2 separate regions of the Homo sapiens genome follow, and region 1 is linked to region 2. Evidence: read pairs that join two places in POLR2A ChIA-PET (ENCODE). Cell type or tissue: A673. All regions are shown on one strand. Links, peaks and the distances in the headings refer to the core of each region. The heading gives the core; the rest is flanking DNA.

Evidence for each region. Peaks named below come from ENCODE experiments on the same cell type or tissue, not always from the same donor. Only the 100,000 strongest peaks of a DNase experiment are listed, where the experiment ranks them.
Region 1: POLR2A ChIA-PET joins it to region 2 with 5 read pairs; 2 of 35 experiments call an interaction of 5 or more read pairs at or near these places.

Annotation. Positions count from the first base shown.
Region 1 is chr3:156,785,387-156,797,759 of GRCh38, reverse strand. All of the region lies in intron 1 of LINC00886 (long intergenic non-protein coding RNA 886), which reads left to right. Among named protein-coding and RNA genes, the nearest start is that of LINC00886, 25 kb to the left of the region's middle. RefSeq lists an enhancer at 9,336-9,405. In A673, for the core only: no CTCF peak of the experiment used is centred there; no DNase peak of the experiment used is centred there; H3K27ac peaks cover 1,293 bases.
Region 2 is chr3:156,604,678-156,621,452 of GRCh38, reverse strand. No RefSeq gene overlaps it. Among named protein-coding and RNA genes, the nearest start is that of SSR3, 58 kb to the right of the region's middle. RefSeq lists an enhancer at 990-1,049. In A673, for the core only: no CTCF peak of the experiment used is centred there; DNase peaks (open chromatin) are centred at 9,402, 11,202, 11,732 and 12,072; H3K4me3 peaks cover 229 bases; H3K27ac peaks cover 5,000 bases.

The DNA.
Region 1 (12,373 bases), core at 377-5,376, 180 kb before region 2:
AAGATAAAATGAGATAATGTATATAAAACATCTGGCATAAAGTAATGTGCAGTGCAGTCACAGTAATTATTAATTAAATTCATCAACAAATATTCTGTGCCTTTGTTCTAGGTTCTGGGAATGTGCATCAGGGCTGCCTGTGGATTATAAAGGTTGTACATGAAGCAAATCCACAGGCCACTGTTTGCAACAGTGCACCCTGGAGCTAGCAGGGCACAGTCTAGAGGTCATATTTATAGCCCTAACAGTGGAAAGTAGAATGGGTAAAGTTTATACTCTAACGAAAAAAATAACATTTATTATTATGACTTCACACTATCAACACCCTAACATTCAATATAATAATAATTAGTGAATCAGTAAGTACTAATTAAGCACTTGGCAAATATTCAATGATGTTCTAAGTGAGGTAGGCAATGTGGAAGTTAGAGGGTGCCTTATTTCTGCAATTAAGTAGTTTAAAAATCTAGTTAGGCAGTCAAGATACATGAAATGGAGACAAAATATATTTAAGTCCTAATTTGCATGATATAATTAGGTATAGGCAGACCTCACTTTTGCACAGGATCATGAAAAAGACTGCAAGCAGAAGCCATGGGAAGTGATCTTAATAATCAGTGGGACATGATTATTCCATGTCCCTGACAAATTTTTGAGAAAACATTAAAAACTCTCTTACAGTCATTACAAATGTGTAAAGAAATGAAAAAATAGTAAAAATTAACATTTAATATACTATAAAACATTAGAAACATTGAGGATCAAAGTATTTTACTTTTTTGTAAAAAACTCATCAAGAGTAGTTTCAATAGTATTTGCCTTCTTCTCATTGTATAACTTACCATATCTTTTCTATGCCTTGGCGAATTTTATGTACCTTTCTAGGTTTAAATCAGCTTCCAACAATTTATCCTTTGCATTTTTTATGTCATGAAATATCTTCTAGAGTTTCTTTCTTTTTTTTTTTTTTTTTTTTTTTTGAGATGGAGTCTCGCTCTGTCACCCAGGCTGGAATGCAATGCTGCAATCTTGGCTCACTGCAACCTCTGCCTGCCTCAGCCTCCTGAGTAGCTGGGATTACAGGCACCCACCACCAAGCCTGGCTAATTTTTGTATTTTTAGTAGAGATGGGGTTTCATCATGTTGGCCAGGCTGGTCTCGAACTCCTGACCTCAGGTGATCCACCCACCTCAGCCTCCCAAAGTGCTAGGATTACAGGCGTGAGCCACCACGCCTGGCCTCCTAGAGTTTCTTTAATGTGAAATATCTTCCTGGAATCACTTCCTCTGGGACATTGTCATCCTTTTCATCACAACCACTTTACTCACTGATGTTGATGAGTTCCTCTGGCTGCATATCTAGAAGCTCTGAAACCCCAGCAGTGTCAACATTGCCACAGTCAGCATTTTCTTCTATAACTCCATTTACATTGGATTCAAATTTCACTTCCAGCACTTTCACTTTTCATTTCTTTGCTGTACTTCCATCTTTGTTAGTCAGTTCACTTTTTTGATTACCCATTTTTAGAAAATGTTACAGGGGTTAATCACTGGTTGACAAGAAGACAACACAGCTGTACACTTTGCTCTCTGGGGGTAAACTGAATAACAGATGTGCAGTGACCAATCACACACTATTCTGAAGGAAGTGATGTAATTGGTCATGGATCATGATATGTGTCTGTTATTTACTTAGTGATTTGTCAAGAGCTAGGAGCAAACTTTGTACTTTATATGATTACTTACAGTTAATATACCATGGTAACTGAAACTTGAGCTGTGTTAATGGAGGACTAGTATTATTTAATTAAAATGTGGTAACTGAAATTCATGCATATCAGAACTATGCAAAGAGAGGATTGCCTATACTACATTCTCTTAGTTTTTAGCATATATCAATGGAAAATATGTTCTCTTGATGGAAAGCCATTTTATACATTATGACTGAATGGGTTAAACATGATAGATTAATCAGGGTAATATATCAAAATGAAGTATTAAACATGTACATACATACATAACGTAACATACATAAAGCCAATAAATGTCTACTAAATCAAAGCATTAGCACACCTCATAGATAATTGCATGGCACCACAGGCCAAAGTACTGTAATGCTTTTTGTGTTTTCTGATATTTTAGTCCTTCTTTTTCCTCCTTTATTTTTTGCCTTTTCTTCTACTGAAATTCAGGTCAAATGAAATGCAATACAGTTTACCAAAAATAGCAACACAGTACCTAACTTTCATTAAAGTATTTCTCTATCTCCATACTACATTTTTACCCTTCTGTCTACCTATCTTCTCATTTACATATATGCGGAGAAAGAATCTGGATACGGTTTTTTTTTGTTTGTTTTTGAGATGGAGTCTCATTCTGTCGCCAGGCTGAAGTGCAGTGACACAATCTCAGCTCACTACAACCTCCACCTCTCAGGTTCAAGCAATTCTGCCTCAGCCTCCTGAGTAGCTGGGACTACAGGCACACGCCACCATGCCCAGCTGATTTTTGTGTTTTTAGTAGAGACGGGGTTTCACTATGTTGGCCAGGGTAGTCTTGATCTTTTGACCTCGTGATCCTCCTGCCTTGGCCTCCCAAAGTGCTGGGATTACAGGTGTGAGCTACTGCATCCAGTTGGATAAGTTTTTATACTCTTAATGATATGTGGTAAAAAGTGAGATTTTTTTTCGTGTTCAGATTTGTATTGTTTTAATTCTTGATGATGAGCACTGGTGAACATATTTAATGTTACAAAAACAATACTAGTAATTTTCCCAAAAAACAAACACAAAAGTGGAAGCATTTTAAAAACAGTTCAGAGAAATTCCTTTAGAATTTTTCAGAATGGTATAATTTTCTCAGAATTTTTTCAGGGAATGCACCATGTGGCATTTTGAATGGCAAAATTGGTCCTTGCTCTTTTTCTCTATTCTCATTTTACCGTGCTGATTCTTACTATTATTGTTTTGAGACAGGGACTCACTCTGTCATCCAGGCTGGAGTGCACTGGCATGATCTTGGCTCACTGCAGCCTCCACCTCCTGGGCTCAAGGGATCCTTCCACCTCACACTCCCAAGTAGCTGGGGCTACAGGAATACACCACCATGCCTGGCTTTTTTTTATTATTATTATTTGTAGAGATGGGGTTTCTCCACATTGCCCAGGCTGGTCTCGAACTCGTGACCTCAAGTGCTGAGATTACAGGCATGAGCCACCACGCCTGGCTTTTGATTCTTATTTTTAAGAGGAACTGACAATAGTCAAGGGTCTTCCTATAAAACAATCAACTGTTTTGTTCCTTAAATGATCTCCTGCTCTATGCTATGCTAAAACAGTTATTCCTCTACTATTAAAGGTCTTATCAAATTTTATTTTTGTTGAAAGATAAAATTAATGCTTTTCTATGGTTAAAGTAAAGAGCTGTTTGTTTTTTTAAGTCTGGCTGAAGTTTTGTTTAGTTTGATTTGTAAACTCAGAGCCTTCAAGTTCAGGACTATCAGCCTTAGACTGTGTAGGGAGGCTAGAGAATCCAGGAAAAGACTCAAATTTACATTCAGACATTGAGTAATCATCAATAGTAAGTAAAGATTACAGAGAATCCATTCAACTGAGTGTAAATTTTAAGTGTCTTTAAATTTTGTTTCAAATAACACTTTCTTACAATAAAACATATTAGTGTTTATTACATTGATAAATAATAGCTGTCTGTTTCCAGCAAGCTGTTTTTTTCCAGCGCTGAGTTCACAAAGGGGCTTTGTTCTTTTTTCCTTGACTGAACAGACCAATTTAAAAAATAAAACAGAATAAACACCTAGCGACACTGAACTCTCACCCTTGCTGTGGATATATTTAGGATTTTTTTCTTTTTTTTACTTCTTTCTCTTCCTTTCCATTACCTTCTGGGAGTTAAACCTCTTGTTAGCTTCCATTTTTATTGATACAAAGAGTAGTTCCAAACCTCTCTGCTGCCTTGACCTGTCACCCCCAAGGCCTCTAATTTTATATTTCTAATTGCTTGTAATACATGTCTTGTGATTCCCTAAAAGTTTACATCTTGATAGTTCTCTCTCATCTTAGTCATTAAGGCCACTTCCTAAAATGGCCTCCCAGCACTGAAACGTGCATGTTTCTCTCAACAGTTTTTTTATTTCATTTGTTCCAACTTATATCCATTCATTCTGTTTAGTGTTTATGATACTTCCTCCTCTTCATTTCCACCACTCCTGACTGAATTATAATCCTCCCTTATACCTGGGCATCTACACCAGGGTTCACCCAGAGCTCCTGACCCCAACCCATTCTGCACTCAGTAAACAGAAGAGACTCATTCACCATTTTCATTCTTGTTCTGCCCACTGAAATCTATAGCATCTCCCAGAAATTGACTATATTCCGTCAGCTTCAATTCAAGGATCTCTATTATCTACTTCCTTTTCTTATCAAATAATGCTACTTTCTTGTTGGAAACTCTCCATTTATAATCAACTTATACTGCTTCCCTGTAGGAAACCTCATTTCATTCCAGACTTTTTACCCAGGCCTAAGAAGTGTCTGCCTGTCTTTCTGACCTCATTTCCTGCCATCTTCACCACAGCTCACTCTGCTGTAGCCATGCTCTGTTCTTCCTGTCCCTTCCTAGCCAGGCCCTGTGTGCTAGCTTCTCTCTTGCCTTGAGAGCTCTTCACATGGGTCATTGCATGACTTCTCCTCTGTTGGGACTCAGTCCAAATGCCATCTCCTCAGCGAGGCCTTCCCTGACAATCCTGTCTAATATTGTACACGTACAGCCACTACTGTCACATTTCTTAGTTGTATTTTATTCATAGTACTTCATATTATTTTTCACTTGCTTATTATCTATCTGTGCCACTAGAATAAATAGCCTACAAGGGCCTAGAATTTGGCTTTCTTACTGGCTGCTGTATTCCTAAGACCTAGAACAGTGCCTGACACGCAGAACCCAATAAATATTTGTTGAATGAATTATGCTGACATAATTTTTACTCTCCGATTAAGCCAACAAATTCTCTGTGATGTCTTGCATATTTATTTGCCAATCCTTAGACATGTGTTTTCTTCTACTGAATTCCGTTCACTCTTTCTTTTTGTCAATTTTTATTAGTCACTTTCTTCAAAATCTAGCTCAAATACCACTTAAAAAAAGGCCTTCTCAAATTCTTCCTGCCATGAGCATTATATTACTTCTCTTCCCCACAGGATTTACCCCTGTAGTTTTCATTATATTATCTTGTGCTTTAATTTATTTTTAACATGTTGCTTTATAACACAGTGTTTTTCTTTTTGAGTCATCTAGTTATTTTCTTGTTGAGAGAGGATATAGTTATGTGAAAAAAGCTTTGGACTGGGAGTCCTGGCAAATAATTTCAGACTTTGGACAGACCATTTTCAACATCTGTAAAATCAAGGGGTTAGGCCTTTCATTTGCAGACCAGAGGTTGCAAAATGGCAGGCCACAGATTGTGTTACTGAGCCAAACTTTGGTTGGCCTGCCCGGTGCAGCAAAGCCAAACGCTGACATTGAGATTTGCAGTGAAAGAAAATAAGGCATTTATTGCAGGGTGCCAAGCAGGGAGAATTGGGAAGCTCATGATTAAGACCTGAACTCCCCGATGGCTTGCATGTAGGGGTTTTTAAAGGCAGGAAGGCAGAGGTTTTAAGTAAAGTCATGAATCAACACATAAAGGCTATACTTTGGTTTGACCTAAAAAGGACGGACATCTCAAAGCAGGGGCCCACTGGTCATAGGTAGATTCAAAGATTTTCTGATTTTTTTTGGTTAAGAAGGTGAAGCTTTGTCTAACAATTTGGAGCCCGCAGAAAGGAATGTTGAGCCTGTGGATGTGACTTCCTCCAGGCTCCTCAGAAAGAAATTTAGAACAAAGAACAGAGGTCATAGTTCAGTCCTCAGTTCCCCCTTATCTGAAGTCTACATGTCAGCAGACAGCATTTTCAATTTAATAGTGTCCAAGTTTCTGAAAAATAACTCAGGGACATATGTTAGGGTGTTATTAGTATCTTTAGTTTCTATAGGGAATCAAACATCTAATGAATAACTTTCTTGGCTGTTGTTTTAAGCTACTGTTACCTTATTGCTTATCAAGTTGCTCATTTCCTTTTTTTTTTGTTAAGACAGTCTTGCTTTGTCACCCAGGCTGGAGTGCAGTGGCGCAATCTTGGCTCACTGCAGCTTTCATCTCCCAGGTTCAAGCAATTCTCCTGCCTCAGCCTCCCAAGTAGCTGGGACTACAGGTGCATGCCACCATGCCCAGCTAATTTTTTGTGTTTTTAGTAGAGACAGTTTCACCATGTGGGGCAGACTGGTCTTGAACTCCTGATTTCAGGTGATCCGCCCGCCTCGGCCTCCCAAAGTGCTGGGATTACAGGCGTGAGCCACTGCGCCAGGGCTAAATTGCTCATTTACTTCTGGAGGCTCGCTAGGTGCTTGGAATTTCCCTTGAAGGAACTCAAGATTTTCCTTTATTTCCATGCTTGGAGCGCATGGTGAGAGGTGCCCAGCAGACTCTTAAGAGGGTTCCTGCTCTGTCTTAGTTGGATAAGGCCCACCTATGTGTTTCATTCAGACTTAGTAAAACTCAAATTAGTTGACAATGTTTAAAAATTGAGAAATTTTGGAAAGCTTGGAATTATATACACTCTGAAAAAGATCAGAATAGACCCACATTTTGGGGTGGCAGAAAGCTCATTGAGAAAGAAAGCAGCTGTCCCTTAACATCAGGTGTAGACACCAACATGATATGATGCTCAACTTGTTCGGATATTTCACTTGTTTCTGTTAACTCTGTGTTGGAATTTCAATATGCAAACTCAAGATTGTATTACCTCTGAGGTACCTTCCAACTCTACATATCTGTGATTTTGGATAAACATGTTTTACCTGTCTACTCAAACTTAATGTTCTTCAAGGGCAGTGCCTGGTGCTTCTCCTTTGCTTCTCAGGTTATAGTGCTGGTCATAAAGCAGGTGCTTAGTACTTGTTTGTTTAGAATTAAATTTAGTTATATCCACAAATATGTAATAAAAAACAAGTACTACCTAATAAAAATTTATTACAGATGTTTCGTTGGCTTTTTTAAAGAAAGACATCCTATCAAAATGGAATTAAAATACTAACGCAGCATTTATATCATATGGAAATCTAACTCTAGACAGATATCAACCAAATGAAGTTTCATTTAGGCAACAGAAAAGAAATGTAGTCCTTTAGTCTCCTTTCTCTGTAACTCCCATTAATTGTTTATTGTAGTTATGCATGCATATCAAGAGCAGAATGTACTCCAGGGATGGAAAAAATATTGCTATTTGTTCTCCCAAATAGTGATCATATGTTCAACAGCTGGGACTTACTGAGATCTGCATTTATTTCAATACCAATAACTACCTTTTCTGTATTCCCAGAAAACCACAAAATATTTGGCATGGTTTGGGCCCACTATATCTAATTTAAAAAAACTCATTGTTCTTTTGCAATGATTGATTAACTTTTAAAGAGAACACATTTCACTGAGATAGTTTACATGGATTAACAGCAATAGCTAAAAGATTCCACACCCAAGTTGGGCCATGTCTGGGACACCAAAGTGAATGGAAGTCTTGGGTTCATGACTGAGGGCAGACTTACCACCAGTGTTGTCAAAGCCTATAGTCTGAACACTTTCTTCTCTGTCTTTCCATTTTCTATTATAAAGAGTACTCAGAAATTACCTAAGTATTTAATTTCAAAAAAAATTGCATTTCTCAAAAACTCTGTAAAATAACAAAGGACATAGCTGATACCAGAATAAATCTTTTTTGTGAAGTTTGGATAACTGAGATTTGAAAAACATTTTAGAAATTTACATTTATTTAGAACATTATATTTTAAAGAATTAAAACACAAGCTGGTTAGAAATTTTAACATTTACAATAAAACAATTTGGATATTTTTAATCTCTAATTTTTTTATTATTTCTGCAGGGATTGAAGTGTACTTTTATGCTATCTGTAAAAAAAATGCTTAATAAGTAAATAAACATTTTAAGTAATAGTTGAAAAACATTTACTTACCAGAGAAAATAATTTGTTTTCCAACACTTCAGTTTTCTTTTATTTATAAAACACTCTATTCAAAATGAAGGTATGTTAGTCAGGGTTCCCTAGAGGTACAGAATTAATAGGATATATATAATGGGTAGTCTAGTAAGTATTAACTTACACAATTACGAAGTCCCACAATAGGCTTGTCTGCAAGCTTGAGGAGCAAGGGGAGCCAGTCCGAGTCTTAAAACTGAAGAACTTGGAGTCCCATGCTTGAGGGCAGGAAACATCGAGCACAGGAGAAAGATGCAGGCTAGAAGGCTAGGCCAGTCTTGCATTTTCACGTTTTTCTGCCTGCTTTATATTCAGTGGCAGCTGATTAGATTGTGCCCACCAGATTAATGGTGGGTCTGCCTTCCCCAGCCCACTGACTGTTGCCAAATGTTAATCTCCTTTGGCAACACCCTCACAGACACATCTAGGATCAATACTTTGCATCCTTCGATCCAATCAAGTTGACAGTCAGTATTAACCATCATAGAAAGCAAGACAAGAACTTCTTAGATATGCTAATCATTTTTATCTATTTACTAAGTCTGGGCCCGAACTGCCAGCACTTGTTAGTCATTTTCTGGTTACTGTATGTCCTTGAAACTAATAAAACTGCATTTCCTTTGAATGCAGTTGGTCCAGATCGTAACTTTTCCCATATGTATTTATTTTTGGGGTTTGGATCATTTTCATCTTCCATTGATTTTCAAACTATTGCAAATTACACAGTTTACATGTTAAAGAGATCAAGTTGTATAGTAGAAGAAATCTTTCTGCAAGCTATGTGACATTAACCTTGCTGAGCTTTAGTAACCTTGCTCATTTGTAAAATGGAGATAATAATAGTACCTATTTCCTAGGAATGTAGAGGAGATGAATAGAGATAAGGCAAGCATTCTGCTAGTAAACAAGGTCCACATTATCACCATCATTCCCAATATGTTTTGAAGATTCTATGTAATTAACTATGCATTTTCTAATTTATACTGAATTATTCTCATTTTGCAGATGAAGACACAGGTTCAGAGAATTAGGAAGCTTGCTCAAGATCATACATGTTGAAGAACCAGCCTCCTCAGCTGCTTCTGATTGTAAACTAGCTGTGATCAGGGCACCACTCTGTTACAAAAGCAGTCTTAGAAATTAACCAGCACAAAGATCATCCATGACTAGTGAGTGCAGTTCTGAGACTGGTTTTCATATATGCCTGTAGGATCAGTCTCACTATTTTGAGGTTGTACCCTGGGCAGGGAACATGAGTCATTGCCTACCCATCCACTCCTCCACACTCTGACTGTCTCTGTTATGAATTAAGTCCTAAGAATTCTTATCTCATTACTCCCCATGGGGTTTCAGCAGCAGTCATCTCTGACTTGTATTTTCACCCTGCTAGTTAATTGCTTTCTTAGACTTTTCTATTCTGCTGTTCGATGGTAGCTCAGCAAGTGACTTTTCATCATTATAGAATAGGAAAAAATTGTTTGGGTTGTGGATTGGTTTACAGATGCTGCACTTTCCAATTCCTACCACACCATGACCCTGTAACCTGCTGGGAAGATGTAGCCCTAAGTGCAAAAGAAGCTCCCCACAAAATGTTATTTTCCTAGGTCCTTTTCCCAACCACATGGAGCAGATAAATGGAAGGAGAGGCATGTTGGTGGTGGTGATGATGGTGGTACAATTTTCCCTCAGTATCCACAGGGAATTGGTTCTAGGAAGCACCTCCCCAACACCAAAATCTGCGATGCTCAAGTCCCTTATGTAAAATAATATAGTGTTTGCATATAATCGACCCATATACTCCCATATACTTTAAATCATCTCTAGTTTACTTATAATGCCTAATACAATGTAAGTGCTATGTAAGTAGTTGTTATACTGTATTTTTTTACTTGTATTGTTGCATTGTTATTTTTTATTTTTCAAATATTTTCCATCAGTGGTTGGTTGAAACCATGGATGTGGCACTTGTGGATATGGAAGACCGCCTATAATAGTAACAATTATGGTAGTAGTAATGCTGGTGATGGTGTTGGTAACAGTGGTGGTGAGTAACGGTGTTGGAGAAATTTTTTCCACTCACGTGGAACCTCGCACCAGTCTACTCTCTGATAATTTGGATGTATCTCATAAATGGTATCTCAGTTTTCTTCAAGTTGTATATAGGTCTTCATATTTTTTTTTCTTTTAAAGTTTAAAACATCTACCATTCGGTCTAAAATAAATGCTTTTAATTTAAGGCCAGGGAATTCCACACCCTGACCAAGCTTAACTCACAGATCCTGTAAGTGCTTTCTGAGGCCCAACAAAGTGGGTTTCAAGATAACACAACTGCCCTGCCTGGTAGCAGAAGGTGTTTTAAGTGTGCCATGTGTCTGGCCTCAGAAGAGGCAAGCCACAGCACAGAGCAGGATAAGCCTTTGTGGGGCCTCAGAAAGCACTTACAGGATCTGTGAGTTAAGCTTGGTCAGGGTGTGGAACAGAATTTCCTGGGCTCTTTTAAGGTATGGTCTGGTCTTGCAGTCTATACTCTCAGGCTCTCTGTAGCCTCCTTCCTTTATCAGTGAAATGGAGGAATGCAACTCTGGACCTCTACTTCTCCTTTCTCTCCTAAGGGGCCAGAGACTGCCTAAACCCCACACAATAAAACTCACAGATCCCTCTGGGAGGCTGAGGCAGGTGGATCACCTGAGGTGAGGAGTTTGAGACCAGCCTGACCACCATGGTGAAACCCCATCTCTACTAAAAAATACAAAAATTAGCCGGGCATGGTGGCAGGCGCCTGTAATCCCAGCTACTCGGGAGGCTGAGGCAGGAGAATTGCTTGAACCCAGGAGGCGGAGGTTGCAGTGAGCTGAGATCACGCCGTTGCACTCCAGCAACGGGCGACAGAGCAAGACTCCATCTCAAAAAATAAATAAATAAATAAATAAACACCTCACAGATCCTTTGCTCGAGGTGTGGTTAAAAGAACAAAATTATTATAATTACTAGGCGAAACTTTAGTCACTCTGCATCACATCTTCCCCTACATGTGCACCCATGTGCGTGTCTGTTTCCAAGAAAAGGTGACTGTGGAAATAGGAAAAGACTTCTGCTGAAATGCTGAATGTTATACTGTTTTCTTGGGCCCATCTTAATAATCATCTACAAAGCTGCAATTTTGGCAATATGAGCTGGCGGCCTGACCTAACATCATTGTACTTTGGATCACTGAAGTGTCTCCTCACATGCCAAAACCTGCTGCACTTTCTTCCTACTTCGTTGCGGCCTTCATCAACCTTGTCCACCTCTTTCAGTCACCTGAGTCTCTACGTGCACTGTTCAGTATGGCAGCCATGAGCCAATGTGGCCACCAAGTATGAAGAAGGGAGCCTTCTGAATTGAATGTAAAATGTACACTGGCTTTCCAAGACTTAGCATGAAAAAAAAAATGTGGAATAACTCAATAATCTTTGATATTGCTTGCAGGTTGAAATGATAATATTTTGGATATAGTGATTTAAATAAAATATATTATTAAAATTAATTTTACCTGTTTCTTTTTACTTTTTAAAGTGTGACTACTAGAAAGTTTAAAATTGCAAATGTGGCTTGCATTTGGAACTCACATTATATTTCTATTCCGTACTGCTAGTCTAAATAGTTTGCAGTCCTTTGCACTGTTGTGATCTGTTTAAGGAAAATCATCCTTGGACAATACTGTCTAAAAGTTTTTAATTTTTTAATATAAATATCAAATAGTTTTAAGTGGCATATCAGCTAGATTCTGAATTTTAAATCTTCTTTTTTTAAAAAAAGAATGAATGTATGTGTCCAAAACAAAGGCAGTAGCACTGGAAATTCAAATCTGTTAAATCATAGCATAGATAATGGGACAAGCTACAGCAGTACTGGGACACATAATAAAAGCAATGGTTCTTAACCTATTTTAGTGTCACAGACCCATATTATTTATTGAACAAATATTTATCATGTGCCTACTGTCTTCAAGACTGTGATAGGCTCTGTAAATATAGCTGATAAACCTGATACAAGTTTTAGATCCTCTCCCCAGAAAAATGCATATACACATATACTTACAGATTTGCACCGAATTTTAGGCTCTTGAGAATATTCTGAGGCCCATTTAGGAATTCTAGATTGACAATTTCTAAATTTGAGAAAAGAGCTTGGGCTTTATGGCCAGACAGATCTAGACTTGAATGCAGCTCCACTAGCTACCAGAGTGACCTTAGACTGTTACTTATGTTCTTTAAGTCCCAAT
Region 2 (16,775 bases), core at 7,131-12,130:
CATGTTACTTGTTGGGGCCCTCTTTTCTCCCATGGGGGGGCCCCTGTGGGCAGAGCATCTTCCCCTTCTTTATGGCATAGACCCCTCAGTCCTGCTGACAGCCTTCTGCTTCCCCAAGAGCTGTCACAGCAATGGTCACTTCATGTATGTGGTGCCCTATGTACAGGGTGAGGACAGCAGCTAGGGAGGCAGAGGCACTCCGGAGCACAGAACCCAACACAAGATCCCTCATGTGGGAGGTGAAACGTTCATCATCTGGCCTCTGGGTATTCAGGTCAAACATAGCCTGCCACATACCCATCTCCCAGATGACTTGCACCAACTCAGCATACAACTCCCATTACTCACTGTTTTCGGTATTTCACTGGTGTTGTTCCACACAGTCTGTATGGCTGCCCATAGCCACTCAATCAGGGTGTGATCACCTTGCCCTGTGCCAGACACCTGCTCACTTGCAAATGCTGTGCTGCATCACTTAGGAACTGTGTGTGTACTTCTCATAGCACAGTCAAAAATGCCCATCCAACTCTGCCGGCAAAAGCTCGCTCCTTCTCGGTGCTCTGCACTTCCAGCTACTTCAGTGCTTTTTTCATGCTCACAGAGGACCCATCTACTACCATTCAGGTTTCCACCAGAGCCTATCTGAGCAGCACAGCTGCCACCGGGTACCATAACCCATGTTGTGGCCAGATGGCTGACCCAGAATCGGTGGGGACCGAAGGCTCACTCACCTCAGGATCCTGTTCATGATGCCAATTGTTAGGTTCTAACTGATGTCTGAGGGGAGTCAGTGGGTGAGTGGTGGGTAGCTGGAAAAACACTCAAGGAATCATAGATAGTTTTGACGTGGCTTTACTCTCTCTCTGGGCACAAGCAAGCCATAGGTACAGCATCAGCAGAGTAATTATACCTTTTACAGACAATATGGCTCTGAGCCAAGCACAAGCTCACATGGGTGATCACCTAATGTGCCTCACATGACATAACTTGCAGGGTTGTGTGCTGGTGCTCCAAACCTGCTGAGTCATGGTGCGACTGAAGGCCACCTCAGCCTACTCCTGACTAAAGTGCAGCCATTTCCCTTATAGCCAGTAACAGTACTTATTCCATCATATATTGTGAGAATGAAATGAGATAATCCAAGATAATGCTTAGTATAGTAACTGCCACATAGTAAAAGTTCAGTAAGTGTTGGCTTGAAAAAAATTAGTGTAGAATGTATGATGTGGATTTTTAATTTCATTTTAGCCCCGACTCTGCTTTGTCTAATATGGTAGCCACTAACCACATGTATCACCCCTTCACACTTACTAGGACAGCTATAATAATAAAAATAATGATGATGATAAATAATTTAAAAATAACAGCTGTTGGCAAGGATGGGGAGAAATTGGAACCTGTATACATTGCTGGTAGGAATGTAAAATGATGTGGCCCCTTCGGAAAACAGTTTGCCAATTCCTCAAAATGTTAAACATAAGTTATTACATGACCCAACAATTCTCCTAGACATATACAAAAAGAAATGAAAACATGTTCACACAAGAACTTGTATACAAGTGTTTATAGCTTCATTATTCATAATAGTCAAAAAGTGGACAAAACCCAAAGGTCTGTCATTTGTTTACCAAAAGGTTATCAAAACACTCTATGTAATGGAATATTATTTGGCAATGAAAAGGAGGTTTGATGCATGCTACAATGTGGATGAACCTTGAAAACATTATGCTAAGTGAAATAAGCCAATCACAAAAGACCACATATTATATGATTCAATTTATATGAAATCCCCAGAATAAAAAATGCCACAGAGACAGAAAGTAGATTAGGGCCGGGGGTAGAAAGAATGGAAATGACTGCTAATACGTATGGCATTTCCTTGTGTAGGAGAAAAAAGTTTCTAAAATTAGATAGTGGCAATGTTTGCACAACTTGAAAACACTAAAAACCATTGAATGCTACATTTTAAATGGTCTAATTTTATGGTATGTGAGTTACATCTCAATAATGCTGTTAAGAACAAAACATAGCCCCTCACCCACTGACCAAAAAAGGAAACTAGTTTTGTAGCAAAAATACGGGAAATATGAAATTTACCAAGCAATGTCATATAAAAGAAAGAACATTGAGAGTCAAGACCTAGATTTTAGGCTTGCAGTCATTACTTACTAACAGCAAGCGCTAGGGCAAGTCTCTTAACCTCTATTTTCAGCCTCCTTATTTATTAAAGAATGAGGGTTCTGGCCAGGCACGGTGGCTCACGCCTGTAATCCCAGAACTTTGGGAGGCCGAGGTGGGCGGATCACGAGGTCAGGAGATCAAGACCATCCTGGCTAACACGATGAAACCTCGTCTCTACTAAAAATACAAAAAATTAGCCAGGCTTGGTGACAGGCGCCTGTAGTCCCAGCTACTCGGGAGGCTGAGGCAAGAGAATGAGGCGGAGCTTGCAGTGAGCCAAGATTGAGCCACTGCACTCCAGCCTGGGCTACAGAGCGAGACTCTGTTTCAAAAAAAAAAGAAAAAAAAGAATGAGGGTTCGTTCCATTTCTAAGATTTGGTGGTCATGATGATTTTCCCTGTTGACCTGATAGAGGAGTAGTTGCATCAGACTCTCAAGGGGGTTCATGATCCAACACAGTTAAGAGCTGCTGCCTCTGGTTTCAGCCTTGTACTCTCTTTAATGGCAAAAATCTGATGAAATACCTGCAGGAGGTTCCCACTTTGCCACGCCAATGAAGCACTTCTTATTGCATTGAACTTCAGGAGCTTCACTGTATATTGTCGGAGGAATCCTGCAAAGAGACAGGGGATTATATTTTGACTCAGTTTTGCTTGAAGCATTCGGTTCAGTGTGTGACCTTCCCTTACAGACCAACATGGGTGTGAAGGAGAGAAATAAAGCACTCAAGTTGCCTTTGCTCAAAATTATCTTCCTTACACCATAGCAAGAACAAAACAAAACAAAACAAAATGATCGGGTACAGACTCATCTCAAGATGAAGAACATCAATGCAGTAAAAGAAGGAACATTTGTTCCAATTCACATCTCACTGATGAGGCAATTGAGAACAGACGGTTTGAATGACTGGCGTGCAGTCCTATCATCAGTATAACTGGTACTAGAACCCTTGTCTGTAGACTCGAATTCCTTGACCTAATGTAATACATTTTCTCAGTTAAATTTCACAGAGTGGGAGAGGGAATATTGAGCCTCATACACACTACAGTTTAGCTTAATTTAATTAAACAATCTGTATAGTAAAGTTATAATACTGAATGAATTAAATCTCAATATACCTTTACCTGAAATAGTGACTTCAATCACATATAAGGATAATGTCTCCAAACTCTTTTCTTGAAAGGTTTGCATGCCTCCTGCCTTAGAACTTGGTCCTCTTTTCTCCTTTAGGCTCACTTTGTTGGTGACCTCATGCTGTCTCATCACTTTTAATACTCATCTGTCTTCACAACCCACATCTGATCCATCAGTCAAGTCCTGTTGACTTGACCTTCAAAATATCCAGAATCCAGCTACTTCTCACCACTGTCATTGCCTCCATACTGGTCCAAGCCACCATCATCTCTCCCTCCTGGATTACTGCCATGGCCCCCAACAATTCCTGTGCTCTGCCCTGGCTTCTCTTAAGTCTGATCCCAATATGCAATGTTTTGAAATGTAAGTCAGATCATATCGCAACTCTGCCTCAAGCTCTTATGACCCCTCATAAAAATCAAAATTCGTAAAGTGGCCTCCAAGCCCTTCCATGATCCTCTCATCTCTCTTGTTCATTCTGTTCCTGCCATGGGGTTTCCTTGCTATTTCTTGAGCAGATCAGGCACATTTACCACAGAGCCTTTGCTCTAACTGGTTCTTCTGCCAAAAAATATGTTCCTGTGGGGAAAAATCTTGAAACATATGCAATTTTGTGGATCCTCATTAAGGAACCACAAATACAAAATTAGATTCCAGGACTTGAAGGGGCCCCTGCAAGTTAGAGACCTTGAAATGTAAAATTTCACTAGCTTCCATAGTAAATGTACCTACTTTCTTCTTTCAAATGTCTGCTTGGCTGACTCATTCCCTCCTTCAAAGCTTTGTTCTAATGTTTCCTTGTCAGTGAGGTCTGCTATGACCTCTCTGTATAATTCTGCAACTTGTTCCTTCATGCCTTTTCTTTCTTTTCCCCCCATGGCACTTAGCATCTTTGATCATACTATATAATTAACTTATTTGTTATCTTTACTGTTTCCCCTACCAGTACCTTGCTAGAATATAAGTTCCAGGATTCCTAGTCCCTCAAATAGTCCTGGGCTAGAGTAGGTGTTCAATAAATATTTGTAGAAGGAATGAATTTATATTTCCTTAATGGTATTTTAAAAGTATAATAATCAAAGCTGGGTGCAGTGGCTCACGTCTGTAACCCCAGCAGTTTTGGAGGCTAAGGTGGGAGGATCACTTGAGTACAGAAGTTCAAGACAACCTGGGCTGTCTAGAGAGACCCAGTCTCTACAAAAAATTGAAAAATTAGCCCAGCATGGTGGCATACGTCTGTGGTCCCAACTACTTGGGAAGCTGAAGTGGGAAGACTGCTTGAACCTAGGAGGTTGAGGCTGCAATGAGCTATGATCACATCACTACACTCCAGCCTAGGTGACAGAGTAAGACCCTGTCTCTAAAAATAAATAAATAAAAAAAATAAAATCAAGTGGAACGCCTAGGCCTGGCATGTGCTAGATTCTCAGCCATTATCTTGAAGATTAAAATTTAATTTTAAACAGCCGTCATTGCTACTGCAGCATCTAGCCTGTGTCAAATTCTTTTTTACGTTCTCTTGACAATCGAATCAAGTAGGCACTATTCCCATTTTATAGATGAGATAACTGAGTTTAAGTCTATTATCCAAGGTCACGTAGCTAGGAAATAACCCAGGTATGTTGGATTCCAAAGCCTGTGATCTTTCCATTTTGCTGGCAGCAAGTGACATTTATACCCCAGTTTCTTTCTGGCATGGCTGAGGGAGGTAATAGAGAAAATCATATGAATTTGGGATTAATGCCTAGCTTCAATACATCCTTGCTTTGGGACCCTGGGAAAGTTTCTTAACCACTGAGTTTTAGTTTTCCCATATATAAAATGGGCCTCGCAGTGCCAACCTTAAAGAATAGATAAAAGAACTAAAGAAAATAGTGTTTAATATCAAGGCTTTTAAAATTATTTGATAAGTATTCCCTTCAAAGGAGTTTATAATTAAAGTACACACAGACACACACACTTTCATAAATAGAATTTGGAGGAGGGTGCTAGCCAGTTGCTATGGGGAAGCCAGTGGCAGGGATGCAGAGCTTTTCTGATGCCAACACACAGAGGCTTGGCTCAAGAGAACATTGTAGGAGTAGGGCAGAGAAGACGATGTTGCAAACCACAAGGGAATGAAAGAGACACTCTTGAAGTTACATTTTGTTCTTACCTCCTACAAGTTGGCTTACTCACATCTTTCCATAAGACCCTAGAGCAGGCCTTTTTTCAACACTTCACTGAACAAGTGTCACAGGATACTTGAAGTTTCCTGGAACTGAGTCATCCCATACAATTTCAAATATTTTAAGTGCTAAATGAAAGAAAAATCTCCAACCTCTTGTTGTAGTTCTGCCATGGTTCTTTAGGAACAATAGATGAGGAAAGACAGCCTGACAGTGTGATGTGATGGGGAGGAGGCTGAGGCTAGAAGGGCTCATAGGTGAGGTACAATCAGCTAGTCCCAAGACTCCAGTTACCTTGGCTGAGGGCCCAGGGCTTGCTTCATGCACCACAGAGGGGCCCACATCTCACACAGATCCTGGCATGGGGCAGGCATCACTTATTCATGTTATTTTATTTTCATTTTAAAAGGAGACATTTTGGATATTCTTTAAATAATCAATTTGACCTTATTATTTAGTCCTAATTTATCTGACACATGTCATAAAAGAAAAATTTAAATGCCCATGGACCTATTACCCTAATGTGGCAACAATGAAAACTATGGATTTTATAAGGACTCTGTCTATGTACCTAATTATATGTGGCATGCTAGATCTTCTAGCTCATAATAAAGGGTTCTGATATTGAGGAGGGTGAAACAAATAAGATATGTGTCAGGATTAAGTCTAGATGTGAGTAATAGAGACCTGAAAAACTGTAACTTCAACAAGATGGAACTTTATTTTTCTTTCACTTTATATTTTCTTTCACTTAAATCTTTATGTAGTCAGTCCAAGCATGGTACTCCTCGGCACATGTGGAATCACACCACAACTCTCTGAACTGCTTGTTGATAATGCCAGTCCCAAACTACAGGTGCTGTTAATTGAGGAAGTTGTGCCTGAATGTGCCTTCAAGGCAGTTTATCTGTGATTATGCAGCCTTCTCTCTCTGGTGCCCTGAGAGCACACAGCTGGATCACTGATGGAGGCTGGGAGAGCTTTGATTCACTTCAAGATTTCAGACCTTTCTGAGGTGAGTTCCCTTAAGCTCTGCTGAAATAATAAATGTGCAATAATTTTGTAAAGTGTGAAGCCCTGGAACCAGACTTGAATACCAGAAAGGTGAGAAATCCCTATTGAGGAATCAGTAGGAGAACTCTTAGAATTTTCAAGAAGGTTAAGGAAAATGACTGGTCATAAGAGAATCTGGCAGGAATTTGCAGTTGCCTGGATAGTAGCAGTAACCAGTTAAACCACTGTTTCCCACACTTTGGGCATTAACATACTACCTTCATCAGCTTTACTGTATCCAAGTACTGTTTGCACTATCATTGACTTATTATTTTTCTTTCAATAGACTCATTCTTATTTAAATTAAATGTATTAAACAATTATCCACACAGTAGCCAGGGTGATCTAAAAATGTAAGTCAGATCACATCACCTTATGCTCAGTACTCTAGTAGTTTTATGTCTGATTTAGTATAAACATTGTCTGCAAAGCTGTATGTGATCTGAGCCCTCAGAGTTCACTTCTCACCTCATCTCTATTCACCACCTCCATGGCTTAGCTTCATGCACAATGGCCTCCTTGCTGTTTCCCCTGCATGCCAGCCTCCTTCCTATTATGAAGTCTTTACATTTTGGGGTGGCTTTGCTCAGAATGCTTCTTCTCCAGATAGCTCCATGTCTTACTACTTTAATACATTCAGGTTTCTACTCAAATCTCTCTCAGAGAGGTCAGTCTGACCAACCTGCCCAAAAGGGTGCTTGCTTGTCAGTGCCTCTTACCTTCTTAGTTTCTTTACTTTCCTTCTTAGCATTTATCACCACACAAACTATTACACAATTACTAATTTCTTTAATTATTATCTGTCTGTCCTGACTAGAATATAAGCTCCAGGTAATCAGGTGCTTTACTTCTTTAGCTGTTATAGTCCCAGAAACTGGAATTGTGCCTGGCACATAGTAAGTGCTTAATACGTAATTGTTGAATGCAGGGACAGATAGATACCTGTAACTGACTTGATTGCCTAGAAACAGCTCCTATTTTTTAATAAGTGAGACTTCACAAGTAAATTAGATGAATAGATTGGTCAATAAAAGTTATAGAAAAACCTGATCAGCCTTTTTTTGGGAAAAACATGAATATAGATACCATCATCATACAAGTAGCTAATTAAATAAATGTGTACCCAGATAGATTAAAATGTGGATAATTCAGAGCAAATAATTTTTGAAAACCCTAAAATTATAGCCAAATTTTCTCCTGCTTTCTCATTGAGAAAGAACTTTCTAATCTAAAACAAGTGGAAAAATATATTAAAAGATCAACAAATTTAAATTCACAAACACTGTTAATTTCTCTAGGATATTTATTTCATTAGATATTATTTGCTTGTTTTTGCATTCTCAGGGAAATGCAAATTAAAGTTATAATGAAATACCACCATATATCTATTAGAATAGCTAAAAAATCCAAATAAATGACAATTAAAAAACCCAAAATGAAAAATGACACCAGCAATACCAAGAGACAGCAAAGACATAGAACAACTGAACCTTTCATACAATCCCGGTGGGAATACAAAATGGTAGCGCCATTTTGGAAAATAGTTTGACCAGTTTCTTTTTTTTTTTTAATAGTTTGACAGTTTTATGTGAAGTTAAATATACACTTGCCATGCAATCTAGTAATCCCACTAGATTTTTACCAAGAGAAATAAGTTTGTGTTCCAGTACTTGTATGTGAATGTTTATAGTGGCTTTATTCATTATTGACAAAAACTAGAAATAACCCAAATGTCCTTCAATTGGTATATGCATAAACAAAATGTGGGATTCCATACAATAGAATATTACTCAGCAATAAAAAAGAACAAAGTGCTGACATATACAAATAACATGGATTTTTTTCAAATGCTTTATGCTAATTGAAAGAAGCCAGACTCAAAAAGCTATATTCTATATATGATTCAATTTATATGACATCCTGGAAAAGGCAAAACTATAGGGACAGAAAAGAGATGGGTTGTTGCCAGGGGCTGGAGGTGGGAGGAGGGTTGACTATAAAAGGTCATGGGGAAAATTTTTGGAAGTAATGGAGTATTCGATATTTTGATTGTGATGCTAATTGCCAAACTTTATACATTTTTTGAAAATGCGTAGAACTTTATACTAAAAAGGATGAATTTCCCTGTGTGTAAAGTATACCACAATAAACTTGACTTTAAAAAATAAAATGTAAAGGTAAGCAAACTGGAAAAGTGTTTAAAACAAGCATGATGAAGTATTCATATTGTTAATACATAAACTGCATAAAAAATTATAAGACAAACAGCAGTTGTTACGTAACAAAAGCAAACAATGTTTATTCTAACTAGTAATCAACTAATCAAAATTAAAGCACACTGAGACATAGTTTCCTCATAAATTAGCCCTTCTCTTCTCTTCCCCCATTACCTTTTCTAAAAGGTTAATACAGGGCCAGGCACAGTGGCTCACACCTGTAATCCCAGCATTTGGAAGGCAAGAGGATTGCTTGAGCCCAGGAGTTTCAGACCAACCTGGGCAACACAGTGAGACCACTGCCCTACAAAAAATAAAAACATTTTCTGGTCATAGTGGCACAGCACCTGTAGTCCCAGATACTTAAGAGGCTGAGGTGAGAGGATCACTTGAGCCCAGGGAGGTGGAGTTTGCAATGAGCTTTGATCCATGCCACTGTACTCCGGCCTGGGTGACAAAGCAAGATCCTGTCTCAAAAAAAAGAAAGAAAGAAAGAGAGAGAGAGGCAGGAAAGAAGGAAGGAAGGAAGGAAGGAAGGAAGGAAGGAAGGAAGGAAGGAAGGAAGGAAGGATTAATACAGAATGCTTGTAACAGTATGTAAGGATATAAAGGCTCACACAATTTTGTTGTGAGGGTAAATTGGTTCAAATCTTCCTGGGAAGCAGTCTGGCAAGTCTATATCAGAAGATTAAGAAGTGTTCACGCATTTTGTCTCAGTAATTTCACCTCTGGGAATCTATCCTAAGAAGATAAAGCAAGTTGTGAGAATAGTTTTATGTATGAAGATAGTGGAACAAATTATTTACAGTAATACAAAGTTTGGAACAACCTAAGTATCTGCATTAAAGTAATAGACAAATTATAGTTTATTCATATGAAGACATAGTATAAGGTAATCATTGAGAATGTTTTTGAAAAAATTTTAATATAAAAAATGCTTATGAAATAATGCTAAAAATAAAAATTAGTATAAAATGTGTAACCTCAACTGTCTTAAAAGTATTGATAGGCCGGGCATGGTGGCTCATGCCTGTAATCCCAACACTTTGGGAGGCCGAGGCAGGTGGATCACCTGAAATGAGGAGTTCAAGACCAGCCTGGCCAACATGGTGAAACCCCATCTCTACTAAAAATACAAAAATTAGCCGGGCATGGTGGTGGGCCCCTGTAATCCCAGCTATGTGGGAGGCTGAGGCAGGAAGAATTGCTTGAACCCAGGTGGCAAAAGTTGCATTGAGCGGAGATCCTGCCACTGCACTCCAGCCTGGGTGACACAGCGAGACTCCATCTCGGGTGGGAAAAAAGTATTGATACATAAAAAATTCAAGGGCCAGGTGCGGTGGCTCACGCCTGTAATCCTAGCACTTTGGGAGGCCAAGGCAGACAGATCGCCTGAGGTTGGGAGTTTGAGACCACCCTGACCAACATGGAGAAACCCCGTCTCTACTAAAAATACAAAATTAGCCTAGCGTGGCAGTGCATGCCTGTAATCCCAACTACTCGGGAGGCTGAGGCAGGAGAATTGCTTGAACCTGAGAGGCGGAGGTTGCAGTGAGCCGAGATCATGCCACTGTACTCCAGCCTGGGGAACAGAGCGAGACTCTGTCTAAAAAAAAAAAAAAAAAAAAATCAAGAAGACAGTTTCTTAACATGCTGATTATAGTTATTTGTGGTAACTGATTTAGTTTTATTTCTTGTTGGCTTCTATTTCTTCTTTACAATAACCCCAAAATGTTATTATGAAAGAAGCAACCTAAGGTTAAGAGGACTCAGCAGATATCCCTGACTTTGGGTTAACATCTTGAAAATTAACTACATTTTTGGTTTTCATCTTCAAAAACTATAAGCCATAACAATTTGAAATAAACACAATGCCATTAATGTTTTGAATATATTCATTTTTCTTAGAAGTTAAATTATGATTCTGTTTATATTCTGTAGTTAAATTTCAAAACTTTTAAATATGATACTTAAGGCTATAAAATTGCACTGTCTAATATGGTACTCACTAGACAAATTCATGGGCTATTGAACACTTGAAATGTGGCTGGTCCTAATTGAGAGGTGCTATAAGACATACCATATTTTGAAAACTTCCAGTGAAAAATTGTAAAATACATTCTTAATAATTTTTATATTGACTACATGTAAAAATGACATGTATATATAGGATAAATAAAATGTATTATTTAAATTAATTTTACCTTTTTTTTTTAACTTTTTCCATGTGGTTACGTTAATCAGATCAGCATGCAACAGAAACCACATTAGGTACCTCAACCAAATAGGTATTTCTCTTTCTCATGTTTCTAGAGGTGGGCACTCCTGGACTGGAGTGGCAGTTTCCCGACATCATCAACCTCCAGACTCTTTCTGCCTTTCCTGTTTCACCATCCTTGGGGTGGGGCTTTTCTCTTCCTGGTCACTTTCTAGTCAAAGAATGGCTACTCCACATCCAGCCATATGTCTGCATTTTAGGTAGAGGAAGAAAAAGAAAGTAAAAAGGAGGAAAGGAGACATCTATAGTAAAGCAAAGATTTCCAGAAATCTTCAGCAGACTTTCACTTGTATTTCATTGGCTAGTATTATGTCAAATGATACCCGGGTTTGCAAAAGTGAAAAATACAGTTCTTTCTGTTTTTCCTGTTGTATTGTTGCTATTGTTATTTGTTGCTTTTTTGTTGGCTTTTGTTTTTGTTTTGCTGGACACATAGCTGCAAGGATATATCAGTACGGAAAAGGGGTTTCTAGTAGTGCCTGCCCACAACTTCTTGGATTTTTTTAGTCAAAATTTATTTCAGTGGATGGTGCTGGATACACATTGAAAATTGTTACAAGTTTTGTTTCCCCTTTCTCAGCTTCCAGAGGGACTTTGTTTCTCCCATTAACATAGTTTTTCTTCTAGCAAAGAACAAAATAGTTTATCACATTTTGGATTTTCTTAATTACCATCACATTTCAGTCTTGCCTCTAGGGCTTTTTCATTCATTGCACACAATGCCTAAAGTCTAAGAGCTTTTCAGGGCCTGAATACTTAAGACCTGAAAATAATATATTGGTTTCTAACTGCACAAAGGAAACAATGATATCAAAAATCATTAAATATTTAGTTAAATATCTCTACAAAATATACTCAATATATTAACTGTTAAGGTTCGTATTCTTAAAATGTTATATTTGAAATATATTTGTAGATTATGATCTCACTTTCATGAGTATGCATGATGATTACATAGAAATCACAGCTAACCAGAAATTAAATGATTTGTTCCTAGCGTTAGTGGACGTGACTATTGCCTCTCTATGTCCTTTCCAGCCAGATTATTGCTCCAAGCCTTTCACAGTACCTTTAATTCTAAATGAGTGAGTGAGTTGGAAATGGACATGTTTAAGCCATTCAGACTCATGAAATATGAGTAGAAGTGTGCTGGCCTCTTTTAGATGTAAATAAGAAAGGATTTTGCCCTTATTGCTGCTGGCAGTCATCTATCTCCACGTCGTAAAGATACCTAGACTTAGGAAAAAGTCCACACTGTGGTGTGCAGAGCAAAGAGGCAAACAAACAAACAAACAAACACCCGGGCCTTTGAAAGATTAATCCACAGAATCAACCCTGAAGTCTGTCCTTTCTCTATACTTTCGGTTATGTGTGCTAGTGTTCTCTTTAGTGCAACCCCATTAAAATAAATCACATCTTTAAGAATAGTCCAGATCTCATAATCTCATCCTGTAGTTTGTTTGAAAGAATCTGAAGCCCACAGATTCAAGTAATTTACTCAAGCATTGCTGTATTCATTTGCCAGGGCTGCTTTTACAAAGCACCACAAACTGGGTGGCTTAGACAGCAAAACTGTATTTTCTGACAGTTCCGGAGACTCGAAGTCCAAGATCAAGGTGCAGCAGGTTTGGTTTCTTTTGAGTCCTCTTGCCTTAGCTTGCAGATAGCAAACTTCTGGCTATGTTTTCACATGGTCTCTCCTCTGTGTGCACAAGTCCCCGGACTTTTTCTGTGTGTCAAAATTTCCTCTTCTTATAAGGACACCAGTAAGATTGAATTTGGCCCCACCCCAATGGCTTCATTTTAACTCAATCACTTTTTAAAGGCTTTATCTCCAAATACTGTCACATTGTGAGGCACTGGGAGTTAGGGATTCAATTTATGAACTTTGTTGTGACACAATTCAGCCCATACCTGTTACACTGTGCTTTTCTTACCACAACGCTAGAGCTCAGTTTAGGACCCACATTTCCTGACTCCCAGCTGCACTTTCTTACCACAATGAAAAGAATACTGAATTTCTGCATAATGTTTGTATGGAGTATGATAAAATTCTTAGCAGTAAAAAAGTAGCATTTGTAAGGGCGTGGAGGTGGCAGTTCGTGAGCAGCAGTGCTGGAAAGAATATGGAAACTTCAAAAAGCCTGGCTAAAGTGACAACTCTAGAAGCCAAATACATAGAGAAGGAAATTTTATTTTATGATCCAGAAACAATTGAACATATCTATGCTATTCAATAATAGAAGACTGGTTGGGTAAATCATGATGTATCTGCTTGTATGAAATACTATGCAGCCTTAAAAATTATGAAGTTGAATATATTTCTTAACATGAAAAGATAAGTGTGATACAACTGGGGAAAGACAGTCTCTTCAAAAAGTGGTGCTGGGAAAACTGTATATCCACATGCAAAGGAATAAAGTTAGATTCTTACGTTCTACCATATACAAAAATTAACTCAAAATAGATTAAAGAACAAAATTTAACACCTATAACTATGAAACTCCTAGAAGAAAACATAAGGGAAATGCTTCAGAACACTGAATTTGGCAATGATTTCATGGCTATGACACCTCAAGCACAGGCAACAAAAGCAAAAGTAGACAAGTGGGACTATATCAAACCTGAAAACTTCTGCACATCAAAGGAAACAATCAACAGAGTGAAAAGGCAACCTGTGGAATGGGAGAAGATATTTGCAAATTATATACCTAATAAGAAGTTAATATCCAGAATATATAAGGAACTACTATAACTCAATAACAAAACCACAAATAAACTGATTTTTAAAATAAGCAAAAGACTTGAATAGATAATTCTCCAAAGACGATGTACGAGTGGCTAACAAACATATGAAGAGAATGCACAACATCACTAATCATAAGAGAAAGATAAATCAAAACCATAATTACATACCACCTCATACCTATTTGGATGGCCAATATCCGAAAAACAGAAAATAACAAATGTTGGCAAGAATACAGAGAAATTGGAATCCTTGCACACTGTTGGTGGGAATGTAAAATGGTTCAACCACTATAAAAACGGTATGGAAGTTCCTCAAAAAATTAAAAATAGAATTGCCATATGATCCAGCATATATACTCACTTCTGGGTATATATCCAAAAGAATTCAAAGCAGGATTTTGAGGAGATATTTGCACACCTAGGTTTATCACAGCATTATTCAAAATAGCCAAGTGGTGAAAGCAACCCAAATGTCTACCAACAGATGAATGGATGAAGAAAATGTATAAAAGTATATACATCTAATGGAATATTACGCTGCCTTAAGAGAGAAGGAAATTCTGTCACATGCTACAACACGGATGAAACTTGAGGACATTATGCTAAACATTCACAAAAGTACAAATACTGCATGATTCCACTCAGATATAGAGTCTAAAATAGTCAAAATTAAACAGAAAGTTGAAAGGCAGTTACTAAGGCAGAGGGGAGAGCGAATTAGCGTTGAACGGGGTTTCACTTTTACAAGATGGAGAAGTCCTAGAGATCTGTTGCACAACAATGTAAATATGCTTAGCACTCCTGAACTATACACTGAAAAATGGTTAAGATGGTAAATTTTAAGTTCTGAGTTTTCTACCACAATAAAATTATTTTTAAAATAGATTACACAACTCTGGTATGTTCTGGTTTAAAAACATATACATGTATGTATATATGCAGTTACTGGCAGTTTATACATGAAACTATTAGTACTAGATATTTATGAAAAATATTTTTCCCTCTACTTTTTTTCTTATTTAAATAAATCCGGATAATGTGTGTGTGTGGAGTACTGAGAAAGGCCTCCGTATCTAGGGGTAAACTGTGGGGACTTTTTCTGGCCAACCAAGCCAGCAGCAAACAGCAGGAAAGCGGGCAAATTTTGGACACAAATACAGCACCAGCCTCTGCCCTGGGTCTCTCCTCCGTTCACCACAGATCTCTTAGAGCTTTTCTTCAGAGCTTGGCCCCCTGCCTGCCCCCTCCCTTTAGCGATGTGTGGGGAAATTTCGTTTTATTTTGTCCTTCTTCCACCTTTTCCAGCCGCCGTGGAGTGCAGCGCTTTGGAACTTGAGCACGCGCGCTGCGCAGCCAGAGCGTCTACACACTGAGCCCGCACAGCTTCTGGGCACACGCACCCCGGGTCGGCCGGCCGGCCGGCCGGCTGGCTCCCCACCGCCCTGGTGAAATGGTTTGTCCCCAGTCGCAAGCTGTTTGGGTTGTTTGGAAATGTCTTTTCCTTGCCTGCGCCTCACCCTGAGCACATCCCCTTGCTTCTGGTAATAGCCTTCTAATAATCGCACGTTCGGCACGTCCTGTGTACCGACCACTCTGGGAAAAGGAGCAGCAGGGAGGCTAGGCTAGGAGCGGCCTAATCCAGGCGCCAGGCGGTCTTTGGAGAAGGGCCCTGTCCTTTGGAGAAGTCTGAAGCTTGCTGGAAATGTTTGATGACCGTTTTCCACTAACTTTTGTCATGCAGAGCCCAGGCTGAAAAAAGCTAGTCATCACATTCCAGTGTGGTCAAGGAGCGGTAAGGCGTGGATCTGAGCTTTCCTGATCCCCTGGTCCCTCTCAGAGCCCCAGTCCCCACCCTCTCCAGCCCTCAGCAGAGGAGAGAAGTGGCCGGGTGCTGGGAGGGGCTGAGGCCCGTTACTAATGAGTGTGACTTGGAAGCTGGACAGGAGAACTGCTTGCTGGTGTACATGTTCCCCCACCCCCACTGCTTTAAGATAAAAAGCAGGAGCCCCCAGAAGGGAAAATACGTGGCCTTTTTTTTTTTTTTTTCCTTTTGGACCTTGGAAACCAAGTGATAAAATAACAGTAATGCGAATGAAACTCTCCCTGAAACACTAATAAGAAAACTAATTGCAGATTCTAGGACAAGTCTCTCAGTGCCTCCAAGTGTTGCCATTTTGCTTACAAAGAAGTGAGATAAAGGGAGACAATGAAATACATTAAGTAGGTCATTGTGGGGGGAAAGTCTGAGTTCTAATGCACTTTCAGTTGTTTTTAGTCTCTTGATTATACCCAATGTTGACTGATACTGGAATCTTATTTCCATGATTGGACACAGTTACAATTTACCTCGATTAGTTATTAAGAATTGCAATGTAAATGTCAGATCGGTAGTACAGAAATTAAGTACAGATTTGCTCTTAGGCAGTTTTGCTTTTATTGGTTAACAGTATGGTGAACAGTAAAGAAAAAGATTGCTTGAAGCATAATTATGCAAATAGAAGCTGTTGCTATATGTTTCAAATGGATTATTTGTAGAAAAATCTATAGTCATCTACAGCAAATATTTAATTAATTTCCAGTCTTCTACTTGGCTAGGAACTTCATCAAATGAAGATGATGCAATCAGCACAAATTTATTGAGTGACACCTCTGTGTGGGATACTGTTCTGATCACCTTCTATTCACTCCATTATTGAAAGAGGAATTCCCCACCCTAAATAGTATGAGATAGTGGAACATCCAGCACCCAACACTGGACAGATGAGATTGATGGCAGTTTATGACTCACATAAGCTCACAGCCTAGGGGAGGACACAGGACACCATGCAGCGTCACTTGGGGTTGCACTCAGGAGTAGAGTGGACAAGCATGGCCTATGGGAGGCAAGTTCTGTAGCAACACAGGCTGGGGTGACCCCTGGTTCCCACTGGAGGATGAGTGGCTTATTTGAATAATTTCACAGGCTGGCAGGGAAGTAGAACCCCTTAGGTTGAAGA